2 separate regions of the Homo sapiens genome follow, and region 2 is linked to region 1. Evidence: chromatin loops called from intact Hi-C (ENCODE). Cell type or tissue: adrenal gland. All regions are shown on one strand. Links, peaks and the distances in the headings refer to the core of each region. The heading gives the core; the rest is flanking DNA.

Evidence for each region. Peaks named below come from ENCODE experiments on the same cell type or tissue, not always from the same donor. Only the 100,000 strongest peaks of a DNase experiment are listed, where the experiment ranks them.
Region 2: it touches region 1 in a loop (2.8-fold over the local background); 7 of 110 quality-filtered maps call a loop at or near these places.

Annotation. Positions count from the first base shown.
Region 1 is chr3:149,347,903-149,358,634 of GRCh38, reverse strand. It overlaps the pseudogene RPS25P5. Among named protein-coding and RNA genes, the nearest start is that of TM4SF18, 20 kb to the right of the region's middle. In adrenal gland, for the core only: a CTCF peak has its summit at 5,979; a DNase peak (open chromatin) is centred at 5,914; H3K27ac peaks cover 550 bases.
Region 2 is chr3:149,279,007-149,289,738 of GRCh38, reverse strand. It overlaps TM4SF18-AS1 (TM4SF18 antisense RNA 1), which reads right to left and starts at 4,960. Exons shown (of 2, transcript NR_186251.1): 1 at 4,557-4,960. In adrenal gland, for the core only: no CTCF peak of the experiment used is centred there; no DNase peak of the experiment used is centred there.

The sequences.
Region 1 (10,732 bases), core at 1,105-9,104:
AAAACAAACAACCTGATTAAAAAATGGATGAAAGACCCGACCAGACACATCATCAAAAAATACACACAGAAGACAAATAGGCATATTAAAAGATGCTCAACATCAGATATCAGTAGAGATTTCTAATTAAAACAAGATACCATAATAATCCTATTAGAATGGTCAAGGTCCTTAACATTGACAACACCAAATACAGGTGAGGATGTGGAGTAAGAAGAGCTCTCATCCGTTGCTGATGGGAATGCAGTTTTAGAAGACAGTTTGACAGTTTTTTACAAAACTAAATATACTCTTACCATACAATCCAATAATTACACTCTTTGGTATTTACCCAAATAAGTAGAAATTTTATATTCACACAAAAATCTATGCAAGCAGCTTTATTTATAGTTGCCAAAACGCTTGGAAGCAACCAAGATGTCCTTCAGTAGATGAATGAATAAATAAACTGTGATACATCTGGACTTCTGCACTGTGGGATATTATCTAGCACTAAAAAGAAATGATCTATAAAATGATGAAAAGACATGGAGAAACCTTAAATGTATATTATGAAGTGAAAGAAGCCAATCTGAAAATACTACATATGGTATGATTCCAACTATAAATGCCACGGAAAAGGCAACACTATGGAGACAGTAACTAGATCAGTGGTTGCCAAGTGTTAGTGAGGAGGGAGGGAGGAATAGGTGGAGCATAAAGGAATTTTAAGAGAGTGAAACTACTCTGTATGACATCATAATGGTGGATATATGTCATTACTCATTTGTCCAAGTCGATAGAATATACAACAGCAAGTGAACTCTAATGTACATTATGGACTTTTAGTGATAATGATGTGTCAGTGGAAGTTCATCAATCACAACTAATTTACTGCTCTGATGCAGGATGTTGGAAGTGAGGGAGATTTTGTGTGTATGGAGGTGGCTGCAGGGTTGGGGGTGGGGAAAGAAGGTATATGTGAGCTGACCCCTCTTTGCTTTCAGTTCAATGTTGCTGTGAACTTAAAAGTGATCTTAAAACTAAATAGCTTTTTGTCTGACATCTTAGCGAGGTTAAAGTGGTTGCTGCTGTCCCCTGGGCATCGCGATGCTGCCCAAGGACGACAGGAAGAAGAAAGACACTGGAAAGTCAGACAAGAAAGACAGAGACCCAATGAACAAATCTGGTGGCAAGGACAGAAAGAAGAAGTGGTCCAAAGGCAAAGTTTGGGACAAGCTCAATAACCTAGTCTTGTTTGACAAAGCTACATATGACATACTCAGTAAGAAAGTCCCAACAGTAAGCTTATAACCCCAACTGAGGTCTCTGAGAGACTGAAAATTAAAAGTTGTCTGTCCAGGGCAGCCTTTCAGGAGCTGTTTAGTAACAGACTTATCAAACTAGTTTCAGTGCACAGAGCTCAAATAATTTACACCAGAAACACCTAGTGCGGAGGTGCTCCAGCTTCTGGTGAAGATGCAGGAACAGGCCCAACAAATTGTATATTTGGAAAAATAAAACCAAATAAAATAAAATAAGGTCTGCATTAAAAATATCACCCAACAGCTTTCAAAATTCCCAAAGCCTAGGCCAAACCCCAAATCAATTACCTCAGGATATATGAGGTGCGACCTAGACATCAGTAAGTTTTTAATAGAGCCCATGAATCTCAAAGTACTGCCAAGGCTGAGAACTACTGCCCTAGAGAATGCTACTCAATTAGAGTTAGGTTAGACTCACCACTTGAATCTCACTTAGAGTTAGATTAGAACTGCCAGTTAGAATTACCCAGGCACTTTAAAAAATATATATAGATGACCAAGCCCCACTTGCTGAAATTCTGACTCATTTGATCTGGAGCAACGCCTGGGTATTAGTATTTTTAAAAGCTCTTCGGATGATTCTAGTATAAAGCCATGATTGAGAATCACTGATCTCAAGAATGGTAAATTCCTAGAACATATGCTTCCAACACTCAGTTCTACCCCCATGGCAAACATCGCTACTCATTCTGCTTGCCAGTGAGCCTAGGCTTTGAAATCCACCTCTCCTCAGCCTGTCAAGCAGGATCAATAATTGATCTGAGTTGCCAGTGGAATTCCCTTTGGCATCTCTGAATTATACATCTATTCCATCCCCCAACCAGAGATGGCTTCGTTGGACCTGACCAGCTCCATTCCTGCCTCCATCTCCATGACTTGAAAAATCTGACATTTTCATAGGAAAGCTCTCCAAGGCTGTGACCCTTTGACAGCTGTTCAGGCTTTAGGACAATGCTGTACATTCATACTGTGCCTACAATCTTCATATCTCAAGGACTTTCTGCAAACATTAACTCGTTTGTTTGAAAATGTCTGGCGTTGTGAGGTCTAATGAGATAATGTTTATGAAACACTCTGTGTTCCCAAGATGAGAGACAGCATGTTATTCACGTAAAAGGCACATTGAGAGGTCTCTGAAAACTCTCGCCCAACTTGGCTGCCTTTTTTGCTTTGCGGTGAAAATCCTTTAAGGCCAAGGGATGGGCCACACCACCATTCTTTAGAGAAGGTGCAGTGACATGGGAAGGGGAGCAGTGAGAACAGCCTGGTAGAACTCCAGCTTCTATCATTTTTTAGTTTTGTGATCTTAAGCAAGTTTCATAGCATCCTTCAGCTTCTCTTCCCTCATATGTCCGACGGGAATGATAATGTCTGGCTCAGGTAACGTAAGTGAGAATGCTGGCATGGAGTAGACATTCAGTGTCAGTTATTCTAAGGAGCTGGGAACTGCCTTAGGCTGATTTTTAAAGGGTCCCATAGGCAGTACATTCTCAATTAAGCAGAATAAAATGTAGAGGACAGTGCTGATTAAGAATCTGGAAAAGAGCCTTCCTTTGATTAACATGAGAATGAGAAGAATTTATGTCTTCAAAACACTTCCCATGCGGATTAATAGTTAAGAACAAGATCTGTGTTCACTCTGAGAGGCCGAGGCGGGCGGATCACGAGGTCAGGAGATTGAGACCATCCTCTGCTTTTTGTATTTTTAGTAGACCGTCTCTACTAAAAATACAAAAAGTTAGCTGGGTGTGGTGGCGGGCGCCTGTAGTCCCAGCTACTCGGGAGGCTGAGGCAGGAGAATGGCGTGAACCCGGGAGGCGGAGCTTACAGTGAGCCAAGATCACGCCACTACACTCCAGCCTGGGCGACAGAGCAAGACTCCATCTCAAAAACAAACAAACAAACAAACAAAAAACTCTCTTCTGAGTCCTGCTTTATCCTAGAAGTCATGTTATATCCATCTCTATTAAGAACAAAACCTTTCAACAAACATATACTGACTGGCTACTCCTCATCAAGCCGAATAATGAGGATGAAAAGAAAGCTTTTATTTTCCCAGTGTATGAGAAGAAATCCCTGTTACAAAATGCAGATAATATGTTTCATCAATTATAAGATGCACATTTTTGTCACCCGATAACATACCTGAAATTTGCGTGTATCTTACAATTGAGGGCAGGTCATAGATTCATTAGCAGCATTTTTTGCCCTTTTAACTATTTCATAGACTAGCTCATGGACAGAAGGGCTCATAGATGGGTCATCTTCAAATTGAGGCATCTCAGATTAAGTTAAATATGACAGTAACTATCTCTCAGGATTGTTCAGGGGGTAACCTTGGAAAAGCACTTATTCATTATTTACTGCTACATAGCAGATTACTTCAAAACATAAGAGTTTAAAACAACAGTTTTTTTCTCACAGTTTCTGCGGGCCAGGAATCCAGGAGCAGATTAGCTCAGGTTCTGCCTCAGGGTCTCTGAAGAGGTTACAGTCAAGGTGTCAGCTGGGTCTGCTGTCATCTACGGCTTGCTAGTGGAGGATCCACTTCCAAAATCACCCACACAGCTGTTGGTAGAAGGCTTCAGTTCTCCACACTGTGAGCCTCTCCACAGAGCTTCTTACAATAAGGCAACTGGCTTCTTCTACAGTGAGTGATGAGAAAGAGAGCCCAAGATGGAAGCTGCAGTCTTTTATACCTAATCTTGGAAGTTACCTATTATTCCTTCTTTCATATCCTATTGGTCACACTGGGCAACAATAGTACAAGATGGGAAGGGACTACACAGGAGGCAGGGATCACTGGGAACCACCTTGGAGACTGGCCATCGTAGAACTCAACACACTGAATGATGAAAATAAAATAAGAAATAAGTGTTAGTTTCTTTCCTTTTTACCTCATGTGGATGCTGTTGAAAGAGATTGAGTCTACACTTGAATTTGTATTATCATCAAACTCAATAACTTCAGTCTATGTCAACTCCAGTTGTATATCTGGAGTGGCAACTGGAATGAGAGAAAGATGCTGAAGAGTGTATTTTGTGTCTGACTAGTTGGTATTGTTGGTGACAGATGAAGAGCTTTCACCTATCTTGTATCAAGTTGGAAAATCTTAGAATTTTACTGATATCTGTTTGGAAAGAAATGCTGAAAAAAGCTAACTTAGGCCCTTTTATGTCCTTCTGGCTTCTGTCATATGAGGACACAACAAAAAGGCCCTCATCAGACACCAAATTCCACTGTTTTGACCTTGGACAGCTCAGCTTCCAGGCACTGTGAGAAATAAATTTCTATTGTTTATAAATGACCCAGAGCATAGTATTTTGTTATAGCAGTACAAAAGGTTTAAGATAGGTCACAAGGACAACTCACTGTGGCCCCGGAGTTGAGATATTTTGACAGTCCATGCAAAGTCTATCTACCTAATTCAGTGGGTAGCTGGAACAGACCACTGTGATTGGCCAACTGAACAGGATCACATGAATGCTAGAGGGTAGTTCTCAAAAGGCAAGAAAAAGGAGATTCCAGGTGGTCAAAACAATAATACATGGTTGCTATGAGTGGACATGGTGGGAACCTCACAAGTACCTGGGGTGGAGAGAGGGACATGGAAAATAGAGAGCAGAGTGAGGTGGCTCCAATGACCAGTTGCAATTGGAACTCAGTGGCCCCTGGTCAAATGCTTGTGTATTCAGTGCTGGAAAGTAGAAAACCAGTGCAGATGCTGACAGACCTAACTTAACCACCCACCTCGACTCACTTCCAGCTTCCATCCAGTCTGTACGTAATTCTTCAGCCTTCCAAACCTAATAATACCTCCAGAAATGGAGACACAGGATCATGCTGTGGAAAGAGCAAGTACTAGTAGTCAGGGCCCTCAGTCTCACATTTGCCCCTGACTTGATCAAGTTCACTTCCTTCTCAATAAACATGGCATTAGGCCAGACAATATTTAAGCAGAGTATGGTGGAAATGTGGGCAGGTCTGAGGGTGGGGAAAATAAAAGGATAAAATACCCCTGAGGGATTAGATATATTTAAAATCACAAAGGTATTATATCACAGATCTATAACTTTACTAAAATATAAAAATGAATGAAAATATATTTGGTATTATTTTATCTTAGCCCTGTAAGAGAAGCTAATTTTCTCTTGTGGCTCTTCAGTTTTTAGTAAGAGAAGTGCAAGCAACTTTTTCTTATGGGCCAGGATGAAAAATAGCCTTATGAACTCCCAGGAGGAGTTTTTTCTTAAGGGGATACATATCATTTAAACCACAGAAGAGAGGTAAGTAAAGGGTGAGTAACCTAGATTGTCTAGAAAAAGGTGGTATTAGAGAGACCCTTTATGTTTTCTGAGTTGCAGAGTTGTGTTGGAAATAACACTGCCACCTATCCCTTGGCCATGATTAGAAAGAAACAATGGGAGGCAGTTCTGTAAACAGTGGAATCCATTTGACTCAAAGCTTCTGGGGCCAGCTCCGGTGTACGTAAACTGATTTTATGAATTTAAAGGGCTGCCACACTGGGGCCCCGGGCAGAGCTACATGTTGTGGGAGGCCATTGTCCTCCAAAAAGGGCCATGTGGCCCCAGCAGGGACTGGCACCACCGCCCCACCCCCGGCTCCTCACAGCAGAGATGTTTGGTGAACCAACTGGTCTTCAACAGTGACACCGTGTGGTCTAGAGCAGTAAAGACAGCCCTGACCAATGATCTCTCCCCTTGGGTTGAAGATGCCTGGCTAGCCTAAACCCAAACTTGGGCCGTTGAGAGGTACACTTCAGGAGGGAGGCACTGACCTTCTAAATACTAGGGTAGGCAGGGGATACAGTAATTTGTTTTCAGAGTTGATACATTGAGTTGTTGGAGCAGTTCCTATTGGTTAAATCAAACGTTACAAGTTGACTTTACTTATATTTCTGAAAATTCATAACTACATAATATTGACTTTTGCAAGTTCTTGGGAGCCCTTGAGCATCACACTCCAGGCCACTGAACACAGCTTCATTTCATTTCTTGTTTCACTTCATGGTATGCAAACTTGTTTTTTTGTTATTGTTGTTGTTGTTTTTAAAAAGGAAGAGGGAAGAGTGGGATGACCCAATTTTTGAATTTCAAATAACACTACACTGAATTATTAGGTTTTTCTCTAACGTATCTTTCAGTTGAAATGTCTACAATTTTATATGGAACTGTTTAATTTTTAAAGAATCTCCTGGGAAAGTTATTCATGCCACTCACTATGGTCTTATAGTTGGAATGTTTGATTTTATTTCTAGTTGAACACCGCAGTCTGTTTCTTATGGCATTTTTTAATATATAGGAATATGACTGTGTGAATTAGTCAATGTCTATAGTTCATGTGGTTTAGAGTGTTAGCCCCAGTAAGTGTCAGGCATTGTTCTGGGCATGGAACAGACAGCAGTATAGACCAGAACACAACCTCTCCACTCAAGGAATCTACTTGGCTGGAGAGAAGCACAGGACAGTTTTAGGAGCAGAGAGGAGGAAGATCCGAGCTAATTTCAGTTGCTGCCACTAACTTTGAGAGACATAAAGGCATGTACAAATACCGAAAACCAAAAGTAGAACCAGTTCATGAAATCAATAATTTACATGGGAGGGAATGCTGCTCAGAAATTGTCAGGTGTTGGAGTCAAGGATACTTGGTTTTGAATCCCAGTTCCACATTTACTAAATGTGTGATCTGAGCACATCACCCTATGTGCCTCAGCCTTCTCATCTGTGATTTAGAAAGAATATACATCTACCTTAAAAGAGGTTTAAATTAGATAATACTGGCAAAGTGAAATACTGAGCAGGATTGCTTTATAAATTGAGCTTTATTATACTCATGAAATTGAAACAAAAATTTGTAGATCAATCAGATCATCGATGCATTTTTCTTATGTTCAAATCAAGAGTTGAATCCATTTAATAAAGAGCTACAGGTTTAGACCAGATGAGATTCACCATTGTTAAAAGAAAAACTTTCTAGCTGGGCACAGTGGCTTATGCCTTTAGTCCCATCAACCCAGGAGGCTGAGGTGGGAGGACCACTTAAGGCCAAGAGTTTGAGACAAGCTTGGTCAACATATCAAGACCCCATCTTTAAAAAATAAAAAAAAAATAGCCAAGTATAGTGGCCCACACCTGTAGTCCCAGATACTTAGGAGGCTGAGGCAGGAGGCTTGAGCCCAGAAGTTTGAGGCTGCAGTGACCTATGATCATGCCACTGTACTTCACCCTGGGTGATAGAGTGAGACCCTATCTCTTTACAAAAATTTAGACAATTTAAATTTAACAGAGTTTAATTGAGCAAAAAAGGATTCACGAATTGGGCAGCCTCCTGAACCAAAATAGGTTCAGAGAGACTCTGGCACTGTCGTGTGATGGAAGAAAATTTATGGACAGAAAAAGGAAAGTGGCATACAGAAAACAGAAGTGATGAACAGAAATAGTTGGCTTGGTTACAGCTTGGCATTTGCATTATTTGAACATGGTTTGAATAGTTGGCCACCTTTAGTGGCCAAAACTCAGTGACTGGTAAAAGAGTAAAAGAGTAGGTAACAGCCTGTTTAGACATCCAGTTAGGTAATAGTTCATTATGTATGGAGAAAACTTTAGGCCAGATTTAAAATATGTAAGCAGGCAGCTTTAGGCTGAACTTAACTGAACACCATATTTCTCTAATTCTATGAATCTTGACCTCAGCTACACATTAAAATCACCTGGGGAGTTTTAAAAATACTATCACCTGGGGAGTTTTACAAATACTATCACCTGGGGAGTTTTAAAAATACTGTCGCCCAGACCTCAACCCCAAATAGTGTGATACAATTGGTCTGCAGTACGCTTTGGGGTTTAGGATTTTTAATCAGGAGTTAATGTGCAGCCAGGGTTGGGACCCACTGGTTTAACTGACTATGGAGGTTGAGCAGATCTACGCTTGGGTCACAGGCAACCAGAGCAGTTGCTGATGAGAACTTTCCCCTTATACACCCACATTCTGAGCTAGAAGTGATCTTGGAAACACCATTGGGAAAGGGAGTCACCTCTACCAACTGGTGCTCAAAATTAACTGTATCTCCCATCCTGTTAACCCCTTGAGGCTTTTGTGACCCTATCAGTACCAGGGCAGGTTCCTCAACCAGCAACTGTGGAATGCCTAGAAAGGTGGATTCCAGGGGCAGCTCCATCCTAGCACAGCCAAGAGACTGCCTCTCCCACCTCTCCCATCTTGGCTTTCTTATCTCTTTGCGTGTTAATGGAGATGACAGTGTCCTTCCTACAACCTAGCAGAGTAGTTATTAGGTCCATGAGACTGTGTCAGTAAAGTACATTGTAAACCATGATATATGAATGGAATTAAGTACCCAGTGGAGATTAGACATTATACTTTCTGAAACTGTAAAAACTGCTGTTTCATAAGTCATAGCTTTTGCTGTCCAGTGCTAACTTTTCTACCACCTTGTAGCAGAGCTGTGTTAATTCAGGCATATAAAATCTTGTATACAGAATTACCTTGTTTAGGGAATTGTTATATATAAAACAGAAAATCTGTATACAGGGTTTCACAAAAACAATACTGCAGTGCGCTCTATTTTCTATCCTAATCAATGACCTATCATGACAAATCTAAAATTCATCTAAAAACACCCATTTACCCAGCAGGCTCTGCCTAATGATTCCTTTGTTATGGAAAAATAATTACTATATTTTTTGTTATGCAAATATAGAGCACCAAAATTCATGAAATTTTATAGAGAAAGATAAAAAGTAACCAGAATTCGAATTAAGGATTTTAATTAGTCATGTCAATTTGGGGGTGGAAGGATGCTTTTTAAGCAGAAAGATGCCTTCTGTGTTGTGGTGACTTTGGAAAATGGCTTCTTGTTCTCTGATTTGGACTGCCTAGTGTGTGTGTGTACATGATTGTGTGTTCTTACAGAGTTGTGTGTGTTGTGAGCAGCTGGATGCAGGTGTGGTGCTTGTAGATGGGGATCACAGGAGAAACATGCAGGCTGATCTCTTCAACCCACATCGCAGAAAAAGGCAACTGCCAACCTAACAAAACGTTAAAGGCACTTTCTCAAGAGACAGCCTAGAGCATAGACTCCGTGCAAAGCCACATTACTCAGTTTGAATCTCAGCTTAACTCTTACCAGCAGTATGAATGCAGGCAAGTAATTTCACCTCGCTGTGCCTTAATTTCCTGAAGATAGTAATGGTACCCACTTCATTGGATTGTTGTGAGGATTAAATGAGCTAGTATTGGTAGAACACTTAAAACAGTAGCTGGAAAATAGTAAGCACCATATAAGTGCTAAATAAAATATACTTTTTAACTCAGTTTTATATCATCTGTAATTTACTCCAAGATGCATCAGTATAAACAGACCATATGGGACTTTAAATTAATCTACATCTTAGTGGTGAGAAATTAACACTAAAATACCCAATTTGAGAGTCCTCACTCCAGGAGTCCAGGAGTGGTTAGAGAAGAGTTTCAAATATTGCTATATAAATCTGTATGAGAGGTTACCAGGTAAATTAATTTACTGTTAAGAGGAAAAAAAAGGAAATTATGACAACAACAAAAAAGCAATTTATAGAATAATATGCTTTGTATTGTCATTTACTTTAAAATACATTCATTAGTTCATTCATTCAGCAAACAGTTATAAAGAATCTACTCTGTGCAAAGTGCAGAGATGAAGTGTTGCTGCTTAACTAAGGAACATCAAGGATTGCTGGCAACCACCAAAGCTAGGACATGGGCATGGAACAGATTGTCTCTCAGAACTTCCAGAAGAAACCAACCCTGCCAGCAGCTTAATTTCAGACCTTTAGTCACCTGAACTGGGAGACAATACAATACAGACAATTCTTTTGTTTTAAGCCACCTAGTTTGTGGTAATTTGTTATGCCAGCTATAAGAGGCTGCGACAGATCTGAAATGAACTCACTGCCTACTTGCCCTGTGACAACCAAGGACCTCTACTGCAAGCTGTTGGGGGCAAGCATGGACCAGACCCCAACCAGACCATCCAGACCTTGCACTATAAATCTTGCTCAAGGTGCTATACCCACTGATTGCAGGACCTTAAGGAAGCTGAAATAAGCAGCTCCCACCACAAATCTTACTCAAGGAAGTTAACCCTATCTCCCGCATGCGTACAAGGCCGGGAGAGTGACCAATCCTTAACGTTAGCTTCATTAGAATACTAAAAATCACATCCAGAGGTAGAGAGTTAATATGCTAATAAGACGTGTGATATTTGAAGGAGCAAGAAATCAAACTGTGCAGGTGCTAAAAGTTCCCTGCCTCTGCATGCCTAAACCTCACTCCTTTAAAACTACCTTTCTATCACCTACCGAGGAGGCCAGCCAGAGAATCTCTTTCTTGTGCTACCTCCCTTACGCTTG
Region 2 (10,732 bases), core at 1,062-9,061, 69 kb after region 1:
ATGGTATCAAAATGAATGGTTCATTCCTGAGGCCATCATAGTCCTTCATAATTTGGACAAACCTTTGTGCACAGGGCTATGAGGCATTTTTCCTCCGAATTCTGAGGGTCAAAGCAGTCCCAGTGGTTCAGGATACACCCCAGAGGAGTATAGGCTGGCAGTGGTGAAGAGAACTGGTTGCCCATTATGAAAGACAGGGAATAGAGGTGTCCCTCATTTCCCTTCCTTACTGCAGCGAAAACTTGGGGTGTGATGGAGAGAGGAAGCAAGTGTCCTTTCTTTTTCTTCCATCTTTTTGTCCCTGAGTCTCGGCAACCTTGGCAGTCGCCACCCATGGTTACTGATCCGGCATGCACCCATGAAGCAGGGAAGGCCTAGAGAATAGGAATTATTTGCCCTTAACTTTGCCTCCATTTTTCCTACTGCCAGCAACCCTTGGGTTCCCTGGGCTTCATTTATTCCATGGAGCATGGCCTCCTTCCATGAGGTGGGGGGTTTAGTCAGCAGGAATTGGTCCTGCCCATTTACATTGTGCCTGTTGCCTGGCTTTGGACCCCTCAGATTTGGTTTTTCTTTCTATGGCCTCAGCCTCAAGCTTGGAGTCAAGTTTGAGACTAAAAAGTATTTTAGAGGGTTGCATGTATCTGTTTAGATTAAACCTCAAATGAGCCCTGATGAATTTGCAGTTATCAGGGGGATAGGAACCCTCTAATCTAGAAAAGGAGAAAAGAGAAAACAGTTAAAGGGTCAAAACGGGGAGGTCCTGAGGGAAGAAGCCCTTGCTCACTGCTAATGGGTCCTTCCCCCAGTTTGAACTGAGCTGAACTCCTTGGCCAGGAGAAGAAAAGTTCCACTGATGCTGCAGGCGGGAAGCACCAGCCAGCCGGCTGCGCAGGGTCCTGGTGGCAGCTGCAGTTTTCTCCTGCCCCTTGTGGCCATTGGGTGTGGCTTTTGCATGCTGTGGATATGCCCAGGTGCCCGAGCTAGGAGTTGGGGGGTAAGAAAAGGAGGTGCCATGTGCACCTGAGACTGTTGGGGTGGGGGTGGTGATGATACTTCTAAGAATAAACAGAAATCACATTGTTCTGAATTGCACTTTTTTTTTCTTTTTTCCTTTTTCTTTTTTTTTTGAGATGGAGTTTCACTGTGTCACCAGGCTGGAGTGCAGTGGTGAAATCTCGGTTCACTGCAACCTCCACCTCCCAGGTTCAAGCGATTCTCCTGCCTCAGCCTCCTGAGTAGCTGGGACTACAGGTACGTGCCACCACACCCACCTAATTTTTGTACTTTTAGAAGAGACAGGGTTTCACCATGGTGGCCAGGCTGGTCTCGATGTCTTGACCTCGTGATCTGCCTGCCTCGGCCTCCCAAAGTGCTGGGATTACAGGTGTGAGCCACCACACCCGGCCTGAATTGCACTTTTGATGGCTGAGCCAAATGCTCATTCTATTTAATATTGCACAGCCTGAACCAAAACCCGTAACATCATAAAGGAAGAGATGAGAGCCATTTCAAACTGTGAGAGAAGAGAAGACATCAAGCAAAATCTGGGGGTTTTAGCCAACAGACTTCAGTCCTGGGGCCTTGCAGCAAAAAAACACCTTCAGTTGCCCCAGGGCTTTACAGGGTGTGGCTCGCCTGTTCTGTTGCTACACGCTCAAACCCCTGAGGGGAGGGGAGCATGCAGATGGACAGGTGCAGGAGCCTAAGTGGGGGTGTGTTACAGTGTGCCCTTTTAGCCCTGCTGTCCATGGATGGCTTGAATTTAATCAGCTCAATGGACACTCTGCCTTTTCACAAGGGCAGAGGGCCAATGTGACCACTTTTTGTATCCCAAGCTCTTGCCCAGCATCCTGGAAGAATCAGGCCACACATGGGCTTGAAGGTTGAATGCAGGGTTTTATTGAGTGGTGGAGGTGGTTCTCTGAAGGATGGATGCAGAGCTGGAAGCGGGGATGGCACGGGAAGATAATCTTCCTGCTGGGTGGCCAAACCTCTCCGACCACCCTCGGCTGAACTCCTCTCGGCGTTCAAATGTTCCTCTTCTCTCTTTCTCTGCTGTATCGTTTCACCATTCATCTGCTTGTCTGGGATGGTGAAGACAACTGTTTGCTCATTCTAAACGACACGGAATAGAGGCGTCTCCTCATCTGCTCATCTGCTTCTGGAGCCCGAGGTTTGGGGTTTATATGGGTACAGGATAGGGGAGCATGGCAGGATAAAAGGCAACTTTTGGGGTGCGAAAACAGAAATGGCTGTTCCCATTTAAGGCCATGGGTCTCCAAGCTTGAGGGTGGGGCCTTTGCCAGGGAACTGCCCTCTTCTATCCAGTATTTCCCTGTCTCCTGTCCATATCAAAATATGGCCCATTGTAAGGCAATGAGCAGAGGAATTACCTGATTGGATTTATATTTTTAAAGGGCCACTCAGGCTGCTTTGTTAAGAATAAACTGAAGGGAGATAGAAGCAAGAAAGCTACTTAGGAGACTATTGGAGTACTCTAGGGAGGTATACTGGTGGTTTGGACCTGAGGTGTATTAGTAAGAGATGGTGAGAAATTGCTCGATTTGGGGGATACTTTGAATAGGTGACAGATTGGATGTGAAGTGTAAGACAGAGAGGAGCTAAGGTTTTGCAGCCTAAACTGCTGGAAGATTGGAGTTGCTATTAACCGAAATGAGAAAGGCAGTGGTTGAAGTGGCTTTGGAGGGTGAGAAATATTAGTGAAGTTTAATTCTTACCCTTGTTTCCCTTGTGAACTCCCAAAATTTAAGACATGTCTCAGTTAATTCAGAAAGTTTATTTTGCCAACGTTGAGGACACGCCCATGACACAGCCTCAGGAAGTCCTGACAGGTGCCCAAGGTTTATATATATATATATATTTCTAAGCAAACCAAAACAATAATAATATGACAACCTGATGATATAAAAGATATGTATATATGTGTGTGTGTATATATATATATATATCTCCTCTTATTGTGACTTATACTGACCGCTCATGACATGGTCAGACTTTCTAATTTGTTCTCAACATTCTTTTTAAACAACCAGTTATTTTATTTTAGGACTATATTTACCATGCAGGATTCTTTCTTACCTAAAATTACTTTTCTTTCAGCTTCTTTACCTAAAAAAACTCTTTTATTTTTATAACTTTCTATGCATCTTTTTTTGTTTCCTGGTTCCTTTTACCTTGTTTTACACATAACCTTTAAGCTTTGAATTAGACGAAACTTGTTCACCTTTTTTTTAAAGACACACTTTTTTTTAGCAAGAATGTTTTCCTACAATATATATTTATTGGAAAATGCCCAAATAGTAAAATATCTATTATTTAATTTAACTTTATATTCTAAATTATGACCAGTTTGTCTACAAGTATTTATCCCATTACATTTACCTAATTATTTTATTTTAATTGTTTACCTAGATTATTTATGAAAACTATGATAGTCATGATTTAAAGTTGTGAAACCACCATTGCAAAATTATAACTAAGACACTGAAAAAAGATTTGCCCTAACTGGCTCCATCTTGCTCATAACCTCTAAGCTGTCCTTGTTCATTCCTGGGCGTAGGCCGAGCTAACTTTGGGAAGGAATTCAGCTCAAGGTTTGACTCTGAAACAAAATTGGTAACAGCCCTTTCCCAAAAAGACCCCACTTCTTACCTGGGGTCCAGTCTGCCTTTCTAGGACTAACCAATTAGCTACGAGATTGGAAATAACAGTTTAGGGATAATGCAGCCTCCCTCTCCAAGAGTCTAAACCTCACCAAATTGCTCCTGGGGATAACATCACTATTGTAAAACCTAAGATCAGTGCACTTGATGGATCAGTGGACACCACTCAGATCGGTAATCTGGCCCAACCAGTTGTGCCATCGCACACAGTAACAGAAGACATTAAGAAAACCTAACTTTGACCCACTATGATTTCATTGTGTCCGGAATTGGTGGGTTCTTGGTCTCACTGACTTCAAGAATGAAGCCGCGGACCCTCGTGGTGAGTGTTACAGTTCTTAAAGGCAGTGTGTCCGGAGTCTATACTAGAAATCATTCTTATAGGAGAAACTAGAAAAGCACCAGAGACAGGTAGCAATTTTTAGAAGCGGGACTAAACTCAGAGAAGAGAGGAGAGAGGAAGTTTGTCTGGCAGGCATTAGGAACCAGGGGGCAAGGCTCAGGATAGATAGGATAGATGGGCGAGTCTCGCTTGGGCGACATGCCTTTGAGAGTTCCGCTCATGGTCGCAGGGTCAACCAACTTGTTGTCGGGACCCCGGAGGTGCATGGCTTTCCTCTCTGTTGACCCTCGGCTCAGCCCAGAAGTACAGGAAAAGCAAAAGCTGGTTCTAGGCAAACCAATGGTCTCAACACCGAAGAGTCGGGAGTTGTTAGAAAGCCCTTTCCCAGAAAGCCTGACACCCTTGTCTTTAGTCCGGCAGCCGCGCTAGTCACTTTTAACTGGCCGACAGGTGCCCAGTATTTAGCCCCCGAACTCTAAGCAAAGACAGGACAGAATAGCAAGCGAAAGGGGTCCGATGGTACTCACTGCTTGGCGATAGGTGATTGTCTCGCCGCTCAGCTATAGGCGATGGTCTCACCACTCGGTGATAGGCGATTGTCCCATCTAGGTCGCCAAAATGTGTCTGGAATTGGTGGGTTCTTCGTCTCACTGACTTCAAGAATGAAGCCGCGGACACTCGCAGTGAGTGTTGCAGTTCTTAAAGGCGGCATGTCTAGAGTTTGTTCCTTCTGATGTTCGGATGTGTTCACAGATTCTTCCTTCTGGTGGGGTTCGTGGTCTCGCTGGCTCAGGAGTGAAGCTGTGGACCTTCGCGGTGTTACAGCTCATAAAGGCAGTGTGGACCCAAAGAGTGAGCAGCAGCAAGATTTATTGCAAAGAGCAAAAGAACAAAGCTTCCGCGGTGTGGAAAGGGACCCAAGCAGGTTGCCACTGCTGGCTCAGGCAGCCTGCTTTTATTTTCTTATCTGGCCCCACCCACATCCTGCTGATTGGTCCATTTTACAGAGAGCCGAGTGGTCTGTTTTGACAGGGCGCTGATTGGTGAGTTTACAATCCCTGAGCTAGACATAAAGGTTCTCCAAGTCCCCACCAGAGTAGCTAGATACAGAGTGTCGATTGGTGCATTCACAAACCCTGAGTTAGACACAGGGTGCTGATTGGTGTGTTTACAAACCTTGAGCTAGATACAGAGTGCTGATTGGTGTATTTACAATCCCCTAGCTAGACATAAAGGTTCTCCAAGTCCCCACCAGACTCAGGAGCCCAGCTGGCTTCACCCGGTGGATCCCGCACCAGGGCCGCAGGTGGAGCTGCCTGCCAGTCCTGTGCCCTGCGCCCACACTCCTCAGCCCTTGGGTGGTCGATGGGACTGGGTGCTGTGGAGCAGGGGGTGGCGCTCGTCGGGAGGCTCGGGCCGCACAGGAGCCCACGGGGCGCAGGGGGGTGGGGGGAGCTCAGGCATGGCGGGCTGCAGGTCCAGAGCCCTGCCCCGAGGGAAGGCAGCTAAGGCCCGGTGAGAAATTGAGCGCAGCAGCTGCTGGCCCAGGTGTTAAGACCCCTCACTGCCCGGGACCGGTGGGGCCTGCCGGCTGCTCCCAGTGTGGGGCCCACCGAGCCCACACCCACCGGAAACTCGTGCTGGCCCACAAGCACCACGCACAGCCAGGGTTCCCACCCGCGCCTCTCCCTCCACACCTCCCTGCAAGCTGAGGGAGCCGGCTCTGGCCTTGGCCAGCCCAGAAAGGGGCTACCACAGTGCAGCGGCGGGCTGAATGGCTCCTCAAGTGCTGCCAAAGTGGGAACCCAGGCAGAGGAGGCGCCAAGAGCGAGTGAGGGCTGCGAGGACTGCCAGCACGCTGTCACCTCTCACCATCTCCAACTTGACCAATCAACACTCCCTACTTTCCAAGCCCCTACCTGCCAAATTATATTTAAAAACTCTGATCCCCAAAGGCTCAGGGAGATCGATTTGAGTAATAATAAAACTCCAGTCTCCCGCACAATGGCTCTGGGTGAATTACTCTTTCTCCATTGCAATTCTCCTATCTTGATAAATCAGTCTGTCTTGGCAAAGTGAACCCATTGGTTGTTTACAGTACATTTTATAGATTTACAAAGACTCCCTCCTTTTTTTTCCTATCTTAGACTTTCGGTTTCTCGATAACCTGTTTCATAGCCCTAGGCAGTTGTCAGCTAAATAGTCTAAAATTTTCACATTAAAGGAAACAACTCAGGTGAAAATCAAATAGCAAAATTTACGTTATAAAATAGAAAGAGAAAAAAATCTGGCAGTGCTAGAAGGAGACACTTTTATTTTTCTTTGAGCCAAATTAAACATAAAATTAAACTACACTCTTCCTTAAAATCCCTAGAGTAGATTCTGTTGCAATAACTAGTTTAGTAAAAAAAAAAAAAAAAAAATCAGGTGAAAACAGAATTCAGTTAACTGAGAAAAAAAAAGAAAAAAAATAAACTTTTGCTCCAAAAGACAAGGTCTTAGGAGAGAAAAACAAACCAACAAACAAAACCAAAAACATGAAGGCCTTTCAAACATGCACACATGCACACATACACACACACACACACATCTTGGATGTTAGCCTTTTAATTAAGCTGACTTTTATCCAGTCCAAACTCAGCCTCCAGCAATTGTTAAAATTACCAGTTTATTGTGCCAGTGGCTTCTGCTCTAGGTAAGCATATTTCTTCTGTGACTCTAGATTGTCTGTCTCTTCAGATATGGGGATTTGCCCTACAAACTCCATTATCTGATGGGTTTAAGAAAAGCTGTTGATTTTCTTTGTCCAGTTTCTCTTGTTGTAAGGATTATGACTTCCATGCTCTTTACATGCTGGAGCTGAAACTGGAAGTCTTAGGGGTTGGTATTTGGGCATGTTGAATTTGACGAGTTCATTAGACTCTTGCTTCTCAAAGTGTGGTTCATGGACCTGCAGCACTGGCATCATCTGCGAGCCAGTGAGGAAATGCAGAATTTCAGACCCACCCAGACTTATAGAATACAGATTTTTCCTTTTAAAAAAATCTCCAGATGATTTTTCTGTGCATAAACATTTAAGAAGTTGCTATATTAACCATCTAAGTGGAAATGTGGCATAGATTATTGTATATACTGTTAGGCAGAGAGGTTCAAGCCAGAGACACACATTTCTGAGTTTTTGTCATGTTGGCACTATTTTAAGCCATGAAACAGATTCCCTGACCTACATCATGGACTTTAGTATCAGTGCACTCCAACTAAACCACAGGAACACATCTGTAGATGAACAAGTTGTGTTTGTTGCTTAACGCATTGAGAGAGAACATACATGATACAGAACCTTGGGGTATCTCAGAAAAAAAAAGCAGTGTTAAAAAGAACTTATTGTATGATTGGGGTTTGTGTTAGGTGATTTGTGGGGGATGTTTAAGGAAGCAGGGCTTTGCTCTGGATCAAAGGCAGTGAGAAAGTGGGGGAAATTTATGATTGGGTATCTTAATAAATGTAATCTATAAGAAAAGAAGAATGAAATAAAGCTAAAGCTATAATTGGTAAAGAGTAAAACAAAGCTAGAGCCATAAAATATAGTCAGGGAATGTGTGGTTATTTTTGAGATTTGGAGAATGTTCATGTTTCTCATGTATACTGTAAACCAAAAATAAAATTCTAAGGTCCCCCAACCATCTGAAAGGACTTCCTCCTCAGCCAAGGCTCTTTTAAAATTTTACCTGGAGACTGTTTCAGGCCTTGAAGGGCAGCGGGGGTTGGACATGCCTCATTACACCTCTCAACATTAACACCAACACAGACTTTAAGTCTGATAAGAAACATTTTTACAACCTATTGTTTCTGAAGCCTACTACCTAAAAGCTTCCTCTGTAAATAACTTGGGTCTCCACAATTCTTTATCTTAACCCAGACCTGCCTTTCTGTTGATCCAAGGTCTTTATACAAATTCAACCAATTGTCAACCAGAAAATGTTTAAATTTACTTATAGCCTGGAAGCCCCCACTCGGCATTGTCCCGCCTTTCTGACCAAACCAATGTATTTCTTAAATGTATTTGATTGATGTCTCATGCCTCCGTAAAATGGTATAAAACCAAGCTGCACCCCAACCACCTTGGGCACATGTTCTCAGGTCCTCCTAAGGGTTGTGTCACAGGCCATGGTTACTCATATTTGGTTCAGAATAAATGTCTTCAAATATTTTACGGAGTTTGACTCTTTTCATCAACAATATTCAGACATTTTCTGGAGTGGTATTGTTTTTCTTCTGGCTCCATTAGGGTCACAGAGTGGTGCTGTCTGATGTTGGTGTTCTGGGAGATTGTTTATGCCAAGGAGGAGGACACCAGGGCCTAGCTGTGAGTGCCAGGCCAGCTCCTAGTTGGGCAAAGCTTAGCCACTAGTACCAGGACAGCTCCTGGATGTTGGGGGGCTGCTTTTCTCTTTCTTACTGTTCAGTGTCTTCCCACTATTCCCTTCTGTGCCTTGCTTTGTAGGCCTCCAGTGTCTTATGTAGTCTACCCCATACTGCGAAAGCTTGTAATTTGCATAGCCTTAAACTGCGAAGGACTCAGAGCTCCAGCCCAAGTGGAACTCTCTCTGCCCCAGCTGCTAGCTGCTCTACTTATTCAAATTTTTCTAATCTAGTATATAGTTTCCCATAGAATAACCTTGATTATAAGGCAAGGAGTTTAATGGTAGGGCATCCACCAGGCTTTAAGTCCTGGATTTAAATTCTGGCAATAACATTTAGTTGTTTTGGTTAGTTGTTTAAAATCTCCAAGTTCCAGTTTCCTTATCTATAAAAGAGAACTTAATAAGCTTCCCTTTCAGAGTTGGTGGCACAATTAGAGCTAATATTTACAAAAGGGCTAAGGAAGAGCTGACTTTCAACAAATGGTGGTTATTGGTAGAAGTAATACAAAGAATAGAAATGGATCTAACAGTGACTGACATCCTCCATGGTGTCTTTAAACTCCCCATCTTGCCCCAACATCATTTATATCTAATTTATCAGCTTTGTTGGAAGATATAATTAGAGCCATATACTCTGAGAAAAACTGAGCATTTGTAGGTAATATAGAAGTCTACACACTTAAACTATTAAAGCCACTGCTATTACAGGTAGTATGAAAAGAACAGAAAATTTTATTTGGAATCCAGTAATCTATAGCTGACTACTGGCACTACAATTTGGAAATGTGCATTCTACAGCAAGTTACTTGACCTTTTGAGTTTTTGGTCTCTTATCTACAAATCAGATGTAAGGAAGGGGCAGGGGTAAGGGAGAGACTGTTGGGAAAATTACATAGGGTAATAATTTTCATTTATAAAATATTTTCTATATAGCAGAGTTTTTTACAAACAGATGTTATTATCACTAGTCCCTTATGCACATTTTTATTTGCTGTATTTATTTCTTAAACTTATTTACAGTTCTGGAATGGAAAAACCAGGAAGGAATCTAAATTTCCTCCAAGGTATTTAGCCTCACACCTTCAGGCTAAATTCAACAAAGTTTGGCTAAGTAAACTTAAATAAAGTGAGTTATGTTCTTGAGCTGTAACCAAGAATATAATCAAATGATAGTGACCAACTTTAAACACTGCTGTACCAAAAGGCTGATCTACTGAGGGCTATTCAGGGAGGAACAGAAAGGACTGGAACAATTATTTTCATCCTGACAAACAATAGTATGTAACATGACCTAGGAAAAAGTGCTTGACCCTTCACCCTTCAACAAGAAAAAAAAAATAGAAGCCAATTTTCCTAGTCACCTGTTGAGAAGAACCAAAACAACAAATATTTACCAATACCATGCTCTACCATTTTCGTTGTAGCTCTCAGTGGGCTGAGAGCTAACTTTTTCCATGTGCCTGCTCTGTGTCAAAGTAGAGGCCAGGTCCTCGCAGGAGCCATGAACTTTAATTATTATTACCCTTATATTACAAATAACAGGACTCTGGGTCAGAATGATTATGCAGCTCGTCCCACATGACACAGGTAGTAAATGGTGGAGTTGAACTGGAGGTAGATCTGCTTGAATTGAATATAGGAGATTTTTTTGCACTTTTTGGGGTACCTTGTGTAGAAAAAAAAATGCCAGCTGAATCGCTCCTTTGCTATCCATATTCCAGGGTAAAATTAATGTTCCTATGAGAATGAGGTAGAAGTCATAGAATGTTGGGAAGAAGGGACCTTTGAAAGCTCATTTAAAGAATCCCATTCCCACCTGGTGGGTGGGTCCTTTTACAGCTGCTGGTCCAGGCCACAGTGACAGGATAGGCTTTAAAGTTCTTCCATATACAGAGCTAAATTTATGGGCCTATAGCTTCCAACTATTTGAATCCAGTTGAGTTTCTTCCTTGAGGCAGAGAGCCCATGTATAATCCTTTTCTCTTGTGACACATTGTGTTTGACTGGGGTCTTCTTGCCAGCCCTTTCAATTGTTTCCCAAAAGGTGTGGGATGTGAATCTCTTCTCTTGGTTCTCCTGTGGGTGGTTTCTCCCATTGCCAAGGTCCCTCCAGGAGACCCAGCTTTTCTGAATTCCTTCCAAGATCTGCTGGTGACTTTAAATCTGCCAAAGCACTCGGTGGCTCAGGCAAGGATTGTGTAAACAATCCTAAGTCATGGAACGTGATCTACTCCTTAAGAGCTAAAGTAACCTTAAAGTGAGGCTAGAAACATATAGAT